Linked DNA regions of Homo sapiens: region 1 is linked to region 2. Evidence: chromatin contacts called from ENCODE Hi-C or POLR2A ChIA-PET data. All regions are on one chromosome and are shown on one strand. The core of a region is the stretch at or near the end of the contact, and the rest is flanking DNA. Distances in the headings are between cores, read along the strand shown.

Region 1 (6,875 bases), core at 3,048-5,547, 150 kb before region 2:
TATTTAGGAATCAAAATGGGAGGCAGATTTGCGTGACCCACTTCCCGGCTTGACTTTTCCCTTTGGCTTAATGAGTTTGGGGTCCCAAGATTTGTTTTCCTTTTGCAGTGCTAAACAAGTTTACCTTTACAGATACTTCCACATCTGGCTTGTAGTAAATAATAAATGTAGCTTAAAGTCTCTGAACTCCCATCCTAAAAATTTCTGTACAGGTTATCCCCCTTTTACGAGGATCAGGGCAGGGATAAGGAGCTGACGCTGAGAGGTTGACCTATCCCCCATACACAGCCAGTGGGCGGCAGGAGGGAGAGGTACACCGCGGCCCCTCACTCAGCCTCTGAGTCAGGGTGCTGTGTGCAAAAAGCCCTGCGGTTCTGTCACCCACACGGGGTGGTGGGGGAGGTCCTCACCGTAGTTCCAGTACCCCAGGCTCTCAAGTTGGAAGCCCAGAGCCTGGGCGGCACTTTCTCCCGGTTCCCTTTCCAGTCAGTCTGTACAAGAAGCAGGCCTCCCTGGGAGATATCAGTCTGGTGTTGGAAGGAAGCCACAGGCAAAGTCTACCAGCCTCTTGGCCAAGTTTGGGAATGCAGGAGTGCCCTAGCAGAGTTAAACAGGGTCCAGAGAACAGGGCCGGCCAACTGTGGACTCCTTCACTGTCGGAAGGGCTGGACAGGTCCCCAGGCAAGGCCCAGAGGAGGAGGAGGAAGAGCGAGCATCTCACTGACCTCTCCCTGAGCCTGCCACGCACTCAGTGCCCTCTGCAGCCTAAGCCAGGCGCTCCAGGCCAGGTTCATAGCAGCGTGGCAGTGACCTTGAGTAGCTGCTGGCTGGGATGTGCACACCGAGCAGAGAGGATGAATGGCTCTGTCACACTGTGCTCTTACATTTACCTCTCTCTTTTTAACCCTCGCAAGCCTGTGATACTGGTATTACTTTAAGGTCCTTGAGGGTGACTTAGTTACCTTATTTCACCGTAAACTTTTTTTTTATGCCTTACATTTTAAAAATGTATTACAGGGCTTGGTGCAGTGGCTCATGCCAGTAATCCCAACACTTTGGGAGGCTGAGGTAGGAGGATCGCTTGAGACCAGGAGTACAAGACCAGCTTGGGCAACATAGCAAGACCCTGTCACTACAAAAAAAATAATTTAAAAATTAGCCAGGGATGGTGTCACATGCCTGTAGCCCCACTTGGGAGGGTGAAGTGGGAGGACTGCTTGAGCCCAGGAGTTTGAGGCTGCTGTGAACCGTGATCACACCACTGCACTGCCTGGACCACAGAGTGAGACCCTCATCTCAAAAAAAAAAAAAAAAGGGATTATAAAAACAATGTCATCATAGTAGAAGAAATTGTTTAAAAACTGACCTAAACCTAAACAAATACTTTCTAGTTTTCCAGGATCTTCCCAAATGCATTGCAGTGCGTTATGTGTGTGTATAGTTGTATTATCGTGTATAGATCTGTACATACTCCACTTTGATTCCCTTCATTTCCCTACAATATAGGTAGGAGAGCGTTGTTATTCTTATTTGACAGAGAAATGAGAGATGGAGTGTAACTGACGTGACAATGAGGCATCACTAAACACAGATACACAGATTGAAGTCTAGACGCCCCCGCGTTCCTTCCCCGTTGTCATCAGAGGCAGAAAGTCACATCAGGCTTCCTGTGCGAGCCTGGACAACTTAGGAGCCAGTGCTGTTTCTCATCCTTGTGTTTCTTGGGAACAAATGAACAGAGAGAGGCTTTACCTGAATGAGCCATGGATCGTCCCTGGCGCCCTGACCTTGGGCAGCCCCTCACTGGCTCACCGCATACTCTTCCCAGCACCCCCAGGCACCATCCTCCTCCCCTCACCTTCCTCTACCCTCTCTCCCCGCAGCAAACAGCGGCACAACAAGCTGTGGCGTCAGCAGACAGACAGCAGCCTCCAGCAGCCTGTGGATGACCCTGCAGGACCTGGCGACTTCTTGCCAGAGACCCCAGATGGCACCCCGGAAAGCCAGCTGCCCTTCTTGGATGATGCCGCCCAGCCCGGCTTAGGGCCCCCCCTCCCCTGCTGTTTCCGGCGACTCTCAGACCCCCTTCTGCCTTCCCCTGAGGATGAAACTGGCAGCTTGGTCCACCTGGAGGATCCGGAGAGGGAGGCTCTGTTGGAGGAAGCTGCTCCACCTGCAGAGGTGCACAGGCCGGCCAGACAGCCCCAGCAAGGTTCCGGACTCTGTGAGAAGGATGTGAAGAAGAAACTAGAGTTTGGGAGTCCCAAAGGTCGGAGCGGCTCCTTGCTGCAGGTGGAGGAGACGGAAAGGGAGGAGGGCCTGGGAGCAGGGAGGTGGGGGCAGCTTCCAACCCAGCTCGATCAAAACCTGCTCAACTCGGAGAACCTAAACAACAACAGCAAGAGGAGCTGTCCCAACGGCATGGAGGTAGGCAGAGCCCGGCCTGCAGGGTGGCACACCCCATCCCTTCCATCCCACTCTAATTGGCCTACCTCAGCCTCTGTAGTAGGGACTACAGGCACCCGCCACCACACCCAGCTGATTTTTTTCTATTGTCTCCTCTGGGCCCCCAGCTCCCATCTCCAGGGACCTGAGGGTTCTTTCACAGGGTGATTCTGCTGGTGGGTACGTAGTGCATACCTTATATAGCAAATTGAGAATCTGTTGGGAATAACACATATCTCTGCACACCATCTTCACCCCATGTACCTTATTCATACCCTGGGCAGGGCTTCCAACTCAATTTCTTTTTGTGTATGTAAAATTAAAACATATAATTTATCAGCCAACTTCAGCCTTTATCGATATATGACTATTCTTTTTCATCTCACCCCTACCACCCACTTCCCCACACCCCTGATGATCCTGGAACCAATCCCAGATTTAGATATAGATACCTGTATCTAAAAAATATATATTATAGGTATATACTGTAGATATAGATAGATACATACTATAGACAAGTTCTCACTGTTTCCCATGCTGGAGTACAGTGGCATGATCACGGTTCACTGCAGCCTTGACCTCCCAGGCTCAAGTGATCCTCCTACCTCAGCCTCCTGAGTAGCTGGGACCACAGGCGCATGCTACCACACCCGGTTAATCTTTTCTATTTTTTTGTAGAGATGAGGTCTTACTGTTGCCCAGCCTGGTCTCAAGCCATCTGCCCACCTTGGCTTCCCAAAGTGCTGGAATTACAGGTTTGAGTCACCACGCTTGGCCTCAGATATATCATTTTATTCATAAATGCTCCAGTATGTTAACATAGCCACAATACCATTGTCACCTTTTAAAAAAACTGATAGGGCCAGACGCGGTAGCTCACATCTGTAATCCCAGCATTTTGGGAAGCCGAGGCAGGCAGATCAGGAGGTCAGGAGATGGAAACTATCCTGACCAACATGGTGAAACCCTGTCTCTACTAAAAATATAAAAATTAGCTGGGTGTGATGGTGCATGCCTGTAATCCCAGCTACTCAGGAGGCTGAGGCACGAGAATTGCTTGAACCCAGGAGGCAGAGGTTGCAGTGAGTCAAGTTCGTGCCACTGCACTCCAGCCTGGGTGACAGAGCGAGACTCCGTCTAAAAACAAAAACAAAACTGATAGTAATTTCCCAACGTTGTCAAGTATCCAGCCTTCCAACTTAGACTCTAATACTTAACTCCATTAGTCTCTTGGAGTTGCCATTTTTAGTGGATTATCTGCCACAAGGTTTGAGCTTCAACCTGGTGCTTACTGAGAAATTGGTTAATTCCAGCCAACCTTTTCCCTCCTCCATGGGGGAAGTGATGCAGGAGCAGAGGCTGGTTCAGTGGAAGGGTGGCCGTGCAGCCTGGTCTCCACTTCCACCCTTGCCCTGCTGCTGACTTTGTTGCCTCTGGCTTCACCTGCCCATCTCACAGGACAGCCGTGGTTCTCAAGTGGGGGCACTTGGGGTCCTGACAGATGCATTCAAGTATACAGCCAGTTTATTATTATTAACAGCATGTTATAATGCAAACAAAACTGGGCAGTTGCATCTGTCGACCTCCATAAAGCATTCCAAATCAAATACTAATTATGGATTTCCCCCACTTCCCTGCCTACCACAAAGCAAATACCCATAAAGACAGATGAGATAAAACCCTGGGCCAGGTGCAGTGGCTCACGCTTATAATCCCAGCACTTTTGGAGGCCAAGGCAGGCAGATCATCTGAGGTCAGGAGTTTGAGACCAGCATGACCAACATGGTGAAACCCTGTCTCTACTAAAAATACAAAATTAGCTGGGCATGGTGCCGCACGCCTGTAATCCCAGCACTTTGAGAGGCTGAGGCGGGCAGATCATCTGAGGTCAGGAGTTTGAGACCAGTCTGACCAACATGGTGAAACCACATCTCTACTAAAAATATTAAATTAGCTGGCTGTGGTGGTGCATGCCTGTAATCCCAGCTACTCAGGAGGCTGAGGCAGGAGAATTGCTTGAACCTGGGAGGCAGAGGTTGCAGTGAGACAAGATCACGCAATTGCACTCCACCCTGGGCAACAAGAGCGAAACTTCATTTAAAAAAAAAAAAAAACTGGAAGCCATGGCGGGGCCTTTAAGCAGGTGGGTGATGAGCCCCCTCTGGCTGTGGTCTACAGGCAGGCTGCTGGGGTAAGAGGGGAAGTTGGGATGCTGGGATCACAGTGGCTCAGAGGATGGGGCAAGGACATAAGGAGGTGTTGAGAGACAGAGCTGGCGGGGTGTAGTCGCTCACACCTGTAATCCTAGCACTTTGGGAGGCCGAGGCAGGAGGAACACTTGAGCCCAGGAGTTCGAGACCAGCCTGGGCAACATAGTAGGACCTTGTCTCTTATCTGTTTGAAAGAGAGAGAGACAGAGCCCTGTTGCCCTCCTGCCTTGTCCTGCCCTCCAGCCTACAGTCCTGTGCAGGCGGGGTGGGGTAGGGGGGTGCCCTCCTCCTTCCTGCTTTGCTTCTGGACCTGCATGCTGCTCTCTCTGGCTGGTCAACACCTGCTTGTCCCAGAAGCCTCAGCTGAAGTGTCAGTTCCTCTGGGAAGCCTTCCCTCCGCGGAGACTTAGAACTTGTCCCTCTCTCCCCTGGGACTCTTCACACAGCTTTCTAGTCCATTCCCAGGACCACTGGGTACCTGTCAGTTGGCCTGTAAGGAAGTGAAGGGTGGGGACACAGAGGCATGTGTCACGTTCACTTAGATCCTCACTGACCAAAAGGCAGGAGGGTTTCCTTAGGAAACAATGTAAACTTGTTTTCTATTGGGGTATAAAATCCACCTCAGGCCAGTGGTTATTCTCGATCAAGTGGGCTCCAGGAGGTCTGTCTGTCAGTATTAAGTGAAATGAGAGCCTCCCCTCCAGGCCTGGCCCCCAGTCCGGCCTCGCACCCCTTTCCCTGCCCACCCTCATGTTTTTGGTCTTTGGCTCATGACTGCACCGTCTCACCATGCTCTTGTCCCCTTCCTTGCAGGATGATGCTATATTTGGGATCCTTAACAAAGTGAAGCCTTCCTATAAATCCTGTGCCGACTGCATGTACCCTACAGCCAGCGGGGCTCCTGAGGCCTCCAGGGAGCGATGTGAGGACCCCAATGCTCCCGCCATCTGCACCCAGCCAGCCTTCCTACCCCACATCACGTCCTCCCCTGTGGCCCACTTGGCCAGCAGGTCCCGTGTTCCGGAGAAGCCAGCCTCTGGCCCAACCGAACCTCCCCCGTTCCTACCACCAGCAGGCTCCAGGAGGGCAGACACCAGTGGCCCTGGGGCTGGAGCTGCCCTAGAGCCACCAGCCAGCCTTTTGGAACCTTCCAGAGAGACCCCAAAAGTCCTGCCAAAGTCCCTCCTTTTGAAGAATTCTCACTGTGATAAGAACCCTCCCAGCACAGAAGTGGTAATAAAGGAAGAATCGTCACCCAAGAAAGATATGAAGCCAGCCAAGGACCTGAGGCTTCTGTTCAGTAATGAATCTGAGAAGCCGACAACCAACAGCTACCTGATGCAGCACCAGGAGTCCATCATTCAGCTGCAGAAGGCAGGCTTGGTCCGCAAGCACACCAAAGAGCTAGAGCGGCTGAAGAGCGTGCCTGCAGACCCAGCACCTCCCTCCAGGGATGGCCCTGCCAGCAGGCTGGAGGCCAGCATCCCCGAGGAGAGCCAGGATCCAGCCGCGCTCCACGAGCTGGGCCCCCTGGTTATGCCCAGCCAGGCCGGGAGTGATGAGAAGTCAGAGGCCGCCCCCGCTTCATTGGAAGGAGGCTCACTGAAGAGCCCCCCTCCTTTCTTCTACCGCCTGGACCACACCAGTAGTTTCTCAAAAGACTTTCTGAAGACCATCTGCTACACCCCCACCTCCTCTTCCATGAGCTCCAACCTGACCCGGAGCTCCAGCAGCGATAGCATCCACAGTGTCCGTGGGAAGCCCGGGCTGGTGAAGCAGCGGACACAGGAGATTGAGACCCGGCTCCGGCTGGCGGGCCTCACCGTCTCTTCCCCACTGAAGCGCTCACACTCTCTTGCCAAGCTGGGGAGTCTCACCTTCTCAACGGAAGACCTGTCCAGTGAGGCTGACCCGTCCACCGTCGCTGACTCCCAGGACACCACTTTGAGTGAATCTTCCTTCTTGCATGAGCCCCAGGGAACCCCGAGGGACCCAGCTGCAACCTCCAAACCATCAGGGAAACCCGCCCCAGAAAACTTAAAGAGCCCTTCGTGGATGAGCAAAAGCTGACCCGCCTTTTGCTGCGTCAGGCTGGGCGGATATTTTCATATGATCCCTCCCTCACTTTCACTGTGGATTTGGATCGACCCCTTACATCTTGATTTCCCTTAAACGAGTGAAGTCATCCTAACTTTTCCCCTACTCTTGCCATAGAGAGGA
Region 2 (6,962 bases), core at 895-3,394:
CTGCCTTTTAGCTCTAACCACATTAAGCTAAGACAAGGCCAGAGGGTGCGATTGAATGAGTATTGAGACTGAGGAGAATGATAGAGAGTGAAGCAGAAACAGGAGCACAGACCTCTGCTGTAGCTTTAATGCATACAAACATGTCCCTCCGCACAACTAACCTGCCCTGCCTCTCCATCTCTCACCAAGGCTGCGTCAAAGCACAGAGGCTCCCCGGACTCGGAGGGGGCCAGAGACTGAGCTCTGGTCACCTGTTCATTCCTCGGTTAGCTGGAACTTTGCCCCGTTTCCAGTTTCTTATAGTGCATGCTTGGGAAACAAGATTTAAGGAGCCTCTGTTTTGGAAGGGCTGTCTGTGATTGAACGTGAAATGTGTAGTGCCATTGGGACCACGAAGGGAATTCTTGCACATGCTCGTGCTGGTGTGGGCATGGGACTGGCTGGAAACGTCTGTATGCAGGGAGCCAGGGTGAGGGCAGAGTGTGGTGACAGCCGAACTTGGAGTAATGTCCGTGTAGAAAAAGGACCATGTTCTTATCCAGCCAATACTGGGAGTGCTGTCTCCACAATTTCAGGGCATCTGAATGTTTGATGTGGTTTTGTGTGTGTGTATGTATGTGTTTAATATTGAAGTGGATCATGAGATGTAAAGAAAACAATAATGGCAATGACTTATATTCAAATCTGTATTTGTTTCTTTATCAATGTAATCTGCTGAGGACCTTTTGTCTAAGATTCAGTAGTGTTTTAAGGTTCTGATATCGAATTAATGAAGTAAAGTTGTTGATGGTGGTGAAACACCGTAGGGCATGTGGTTCAAAGAGAAGCAGGAGGGCAAGGGAAAGTTACCCTGATCTTAGTTTGTAGCTTATGACTTATTTAATGAATGGATGCCCAGCCAAGCTCAGAGTAGGCGCCCAAAGCATTGTGGATTATTTTCCTGTTTTGTCTTTTTTTTTTTTTTTTTTTAAGCCATGACATCCCAGAAGAGGACAGTGAATTACTCCTAGGTCGGCTCTTATAGAGTGGCCATAGTGTTCTGTCAAAACACTTGCTTCCATTTTCAGAGATAAAAATCATTGATTACAAAATGGTGTTTGTGTTTATTTCACGCCTTGGCTGTCTGTGAGGCAGCCCCCACCTCTCTGCCTGACATAGCTTCTCTGACTTTGGTGGACGAGCACGGTGCCATACTCCTCTCCGGGGGTAAGTACAGGGGAAGCGCGTGTGGGTGGCTCAGTTCAAGTACAAGTGAGGTCTCCAAGCCAGTCAAGCACTGTGTTTTGGCTTCCAGCAGACCTGAGCCTTTGGATCCTGCCTCAGACCTTTGCCAGCGGTGTGTCCTGGGATGGGGTTCCTAATCCTTCTGAGTCCCTTTTCTTGAAAGGAGGATGATAATTCCATGTAGTTCAGATGAGAGGAATACCTGTGTGGCCACACAAACAACCCTCGCTGCATGGCCGCTACTGTTACTATTATGAGTTGATTTTCTGACAGAGTCTTTGAAAGCACTTTTTCTTCAATAGAAGCAAAATTCTCTTGGCTCAGCTGTGACTTTTATTCCAGCAGGCTTCCAGGGTCAGTTGAATTGCAGGGCTTCCCTTTCGCACTATGACATTGTCTCGTGACATTTCAGTGATTGTAGCAAAGAATTTCCCACTGTTTGCTTTTTCTGAATATGATGAATGGTCAGCATAAAGCTCCCCTTCCTCAAATGCCTTATCTTAAAGTTGCTTTAGTCTATGAGAAGAATGGCTGCCATGTTCTTGGTCCACTCGTGGCTGCAGGAAGTAGAAGTTGGCAGGGCTCTCTGTAGACCCGAGGTGCCCGCAGTCAGCCAGGAGACGCGTGGTGGTCTGTTTATGACTAACTTGTTTTCTCACTCGGGCCACCTTGATTCTTTGCCAGAAGACCTGAAGGTCAGCATGCTGGCCCCAGACAGCCAGCCAGACCTCGTCTGGGGGGAACTTCCATTTTTTTTTTCAAGGTCACTTCCCTTGCTGTACTTGGTATTCTACACCCAGAAAAACTCTTTGTTGGCTCTTAAGAATCTGTTAACTCTAAGTGGGCCCTTCTCTTTCTGCGGGCACATTAAGTATCCCAGTGCTGGCAGTGGGTCACGGACATGAGTCACCGTCAAGGGCACGCCTTTCCTGCTTCAGACGGGCAACCCTTGATGTCCAGGCCGGACAGTGCCCTTTGTGCTCTTTTATTCGTTAAAAAGAAGTCCCTTGCCAAAGAATGTAGGGGTGGCAGTCCTCTCCTGCGAAAAGCGGGTATGTGCGGGGTGGACAGCCTTTCCAGAGGGCAGTCTGGCAAGTGGATCAAAAGCCTTAAAGGTTTTCTTAAGACCCAAGATTCTCACCTTTGGAAATTTTGTCCCAGGGAACTAGTGGGAGGTATATTCAGGAATTAGAAGAGTAAAATCAACTCTGCAGAAGGGGGTCAGTAAGTTACTTGTCATATCCATATGTTATAATTCTGTTCCATTATTTAAAGTCATTTAAAAAGAGTATTGAATAGGAAACATTAAAAAAATAGTAAAATAAAGTCAATTCCAACTTGGGTTTAAAATATATACCTACCTAGGTTGAAACATGAAAGTATATTATTTCTGGGTGCTGGATGTCACTACCAACTTTTTTCTGTGTATGCCAAGAGCCCTACAGTGAACTGTGTTGCTGATGTCAGCATAAAAAGTGTGTTTACAAAGTAATTCTCATCAGCTCTCTACCCCATGGAGTCACTCTGCAGTAAATGATGTTAGTTGGCTAATCCATTCAGAAGTAAAATGGGGAAGAAAGTGAAGTCCATTGGACCTCATAAGAACATTCAGGACCAGAACTTCTAGTGAGAGGTGTAGGTTTCCTAATACAGATATGTAAAACCAACCCCGAACAGATGGCTTGTGACAAACTTTTTAAAGGATATATGCATATACAATGTATACTTATGTGTAGAATAAATACCAGAAATGTTGTTATTGCTATAGGGAGGTAAAGTTGTGTGTAATTTCTATTTAATCCTATTTTTCTGAATTTAGAAATTTCCTATAAATGTATTTATTCCCAGAAAGGCATTATTAAAATTAATGTATTAGTGATAAGTTAATAATTATTAAGATAAGCATAAATCAGTGGAGATGTTTGAAATGGTGCAGCAACATTTGGTTAGCTGTGGGGGCAGCAGGGACACCAATATACATTCTTAATGGAGTCCACAGTTAAAATAAAACCTTTTCTTTTTCTATTTAGAAGAAAGTAAGTCCCTTTTAATCTACACTTCAGACTAGAAAAAATGTAAGCCCTAAAGCAATGGAATACATCACAAAGGAAAAGACAGATTGGCTATATAAAAATTAAATTACGTAAGACTTTAATATGGCAGAAAACAAAGGTCATCGGAACTGGGAAATACGTTTTCTTCCAATATAGTAAGGGCTAAGTATACTTTGATATGCTTCATCTCAGCTGCAGCTGCTGCCTCTATTTGAAACGTGACGTGTGAAATGTTAAGTCCTAGGCAGCTGATGTGCAGATGGCAGCTGTCCTCATCCCTCCTGTGGGAACCGAGTCCACCAGCAAATGGCTTATTCTCAACTTCGAACTTTGGGGTGTGGGGTGGGGGGGGGTGTGTTCGCTAGGCGACACTGGCCGTGGTGTGCCGGCTGAAAGTTCCCCTGTGGCGAGTGTCAGGAGGGCTGGGTGGGAGATGGGAATTACTGCGCATCCCAAGATCCTTGAGGATAAGGTGACTGCTGAGTTGGTTGGATTGGCTGAAATGTGGAGGGGGGTGAGTTTAGAGAGGCAGATGGGATCCTTCAAATTCATTGTAGTTGGAGTTTAATTCATGTGAACGAAAATGGGTAAGAGGGCAGATTTTAGGATCCTGAGTTTAGTGAGGGGCAGATAGAGGGTGAGGCACGCGGCTCCCTGACAGGCTTCATGGTGAGGGGCTAGAAAGCAACGTCAGGGCCGTTGCCCAGGGAGCCTGAGGGCAGAAGTCAGAGGAGGAAGTTACCCACTTCAGGACTCAACTTGGAAGGCAAGTAGACAGGTCTATTCTGCTGTCAGAAAAAATCTGCACACTTGAGCTTGGGCACTCACCACCGGGTGCTTAGTTTTGTTCTTAGAGTAGCTTCCTCACACTGATCTCAAAGAGTAAGTGGACTTTTGGGGAAGGACTTCCTGGTGGGTTTGGAACAGAACTGGGGAGAAGTGGCTCAAAGGCCCCCAGGCAGTTGTGGGGGCAGAGAAAGCTTTGGGCTGCCAGAGAGGAGCAGTCATCTGTGTCTCCGAGGGGAAGAGCAGGGAGCAGGCCTGGTTACAGTGGAAAGGGATCACACACAGGGTGCCTGGCCCCCAAAATGCTGCGGAACGTGGTTGGGGCTGGTTGCCAAGTTTGTCCAGGCTCCTCTCCACTGGGTGTCTCTCAGGCCCCCAGCAGCAGGGCTCCCTTCCCAAGAGCCCTGTGCCTCTCATCGCCCATTTCCTAATCTCTACCCCACTAGGTAGGGTTGCATTCGTCTTGGCATTCACTGAGTGAGAACTTGCATTTACAGTGAGAGTGTCACCGAGCTGGAGAGAACTGTAATGGAGCAAGTGACCCCTGGTCCAGCCAGGAGAGGTGCTCAGGCTAACACTTAGTGCCTTGAGGGAGTTCAGCAACAACATCCAAGCTTGGGGGCTCTAGTGATGAAGTCTGAGAACTGGGAAGTGCCCCATCCATGACAGGGAGCTGTTGCAGCTTCATTTCCGTGCAGAGATGCTATTTGGGTTGTGGAAGTTGGAATAATACCTCTTGGCGAACAAAATCCTGGGCTGCTTATCACCATCCCCACCTACAGCTCCCCAAATGCAAAATGAGTTCTTACCACCCTGAGCAGTGTCTTCAGGAGGCAGTGGCCTAGAATGCCTCATAAACCACAAGGTGGAGATTCCATCTGGGGATCTGGCCACCTGCCAGGTGCCTCCCCATGTAGATAACAGTCTAGTGTCCGAACAGCCTTGTAGCTGGTTTCTCTGCCTCCAACCGCCTGTTCCCTGTTTTGCTTCTAGAGTGATGTTTTCTGTCAAGGTCTCTGAAGGAGACACAAGTGATTATCCCTTTTGTCTACAGGAGGAAGTTCATGCTCTTCCACCTCTGAGCCTCCTTGACTCCCATCTCTTCTTGCGTATCCCACACCCAGGCTCTGGTTTCACAGTGCATCCATATCCCAGCTACTTCTCACACCTGCCCGGTGACTCCCCCAGCCTGTGCTCCCATCATTTCTGCGTGGACAGAGCCTCTCTATTAGCGTTCTCCAGAAGAAGAGAACCAATAGGGTCTGCGTGGGGGAAGAGAGAGAGAGATCGGGATGTATTTAAGGAATTGACTCATGATTATGGAGGCTGCTAAGCTCCAAGATCTGCAGTCAACAAACCAGAGAGACCCAGGAGAGCTGAGTTTTTCAGTTCAGATTGGAAAGCAGCTAAAAACTGATGTCCCAGCTTGAAGGCAGGCAGGAGTAATTCCTTTTTTTTTTTTTTTTTTTTTTTGAGATGGAGTCTCTCACTCTGTCGCCCAGGCTGGAATGCAGTGGCACGATCTTGGCTAACTGCAGCCTCCACCCCCTGGGTTCAAGCAGTTCTCCTGCCTCAGCCTCCCAAGTAGCTGGGACTACAGGCATGCGCCACCACGCCTGGCTAATTTTTGTATTTTTAGTAGAGATGGGGTTTCCCCATGTTGGCCAGGCTGGTCTTAAACTCCTGACCTCAGGTGATCCTCCCACCTCGGCCTCCCAAAGTGCTAGAATTACAGGCATGAGCCACACGCCTGCAAGGAATTCCTTATTACTCAGCCTTTTTGTTCTATTCAGGCCCTCAACTGAATGGATCCACCCACCCACACCAGAGAGAGCAACCTGCTTTACTCAACCCACAGATTCAAATGTTCATTTCATCCAGAAAACCCTCACAGACACACCCAGGGTAACGCGTGACCAGATATTTGGGCACGCCATTGCCCAGTCAAGTTGACAAGGTTAACAGTCACAGCTTCCTAACCCAGCTTCCCCCACCCACTTGAATCTGTTCTCAGAGCTGCAGCCATAGTCACCTTTTCAGGTATCAAGGTGGGGGAAGACATGCTAAGGCCCATGGGCTAACTCCAACCTGCCGGAAGCTTCTGTGTAGCCCACAAGCTAAGAAGGCTTTTTACATTTTTAAATGGTTGGGGGAAAAAACAATATTTAGTGACAAGTAAAAATGATATGAAATTCAAATTTCAGTGTCCATCAGTAAAGCTTATTGGAACACACTGTGCCTTGTCTGTGGCTGCTTTTGCTCTATACTTGAAGAGTTGAGTAGCTGCAACAGAGATCGTATGGCCACAAAGCCTAAAATATTTACTGTGTAGCCCTTTAAGAAAAAGCTCATTGACCCCTGTGTCTAAGGCTTCAAACCCTCCATGGTTTCCCATCCCACTCAGAATAAAAACTAAATCCTCACCACTGGCTTAGGAGGCCCCGTGTTGCCTGCCCTGCCGCCCCTCATCCTCTCCTGATGTTCTCTTGTGTTCAGGAGGCCTTCTACCCCTGAGCTTCGCAGGTGCTGTTCTCTCGGGAGTGCCCATCCTTTCCCCACCTCCAGTGTCTGCCCTTCCCAGCACTTCACCTGACCCCCATATGTAAATAGTGCCCGTAGCACCTTAGTAGCACTGATAGCTGATCTATCATCTCATTGGAGTTTTGAGTGTCTTCCCTGAATTGAATATAAGCCGCATGAGGACAGGCACTGGTTTCCTTCACCAGGATCCCCAGAATCTGGCATGATGTGCCAATCAGTACTTACTGAAAGACTGAATAGTTGAAAATGTAGACATTATCTGGGATGGGAGCACATATTGCATTATCCGCCCAGCGGTACTTTGCTCACAGAATAAGACTGTCCCGGAGCACAGTCAACTCCAGGTGACCTATGAGC

What was found. A loop is a pair of places that touch in the nucleus more often than their neighbours do. ChIA-PET counts read pairs that join two places held with the same protein, here RNA polymerase II (POLR2A). Pooled maps may share reads with other maps.
Region 1: POLR2A ChIA-PET joins it to region 2 with 11 read pairs in Panc1. The contact joins two enhancer-like sites. A Hi-C loop is called at or near these places in 8 of 168 maps with a recorded cell type or tissue (CD8-positive, alpha-beta T cell, GM11168, IMR-90 and 4 more), 2 of 37 single-sample maps with no recorded cell type and 14 of 50 pooled maps. POLR2A ChIA-PET finds 5 or more read pairs at or near these places in 13 of 52 experiments (AG04449, AG04450, GM12878 and 10 more).

Annotation. Positions count from the first base shown.
Region 1 is chr12:108,787,838-108,794,712 of GRCh38, reverse strand. SSH1 (slingshot protein phosphatase 1) reads left to right here. Exons shown (of 15, transcript NM_018984.4): 14 at 1,884-2,427; 15 at 5,469-6,875. The coding sequence ends at 6,725. Among named protein-coding and RNA genes, the nearest start is that of MIR619, 46 kb to the left of the region's middle. RefSeq lists enhancers at 170-680, 2,049-2,549. Within about 2 kb of position 4,297, at least 2 of the 41 ENCODE cell types and tissues checked have a DNase peak (open chromatin) inside an H3K27ac peak, as active enhancers do.
Region 2 is chr12:108,639,238-108,646,199 of GRCh38, reverse strand. It overlaps CORO1C (coronin 1C), which reads left to right. Exons shown (of 11, transcript NM_014325.4): 11 at 1-1,091. LOC105369968 (a long non-coding RNA gene) reads right to left here. Exons shown (of 3, transcript XR_007063449.1): 3 at 1-6,962. Among named protein-coding and RNA genes, the nearest start is that of MIR4496, 6.9 kb to the right of the region's middle. Within about 2 kb of position 2,144, at least 17 of the 41 ENCODE cell types and tissues checked have a DNase peak (open chromatin) inside an H3K27ac peak, as active enhancers do.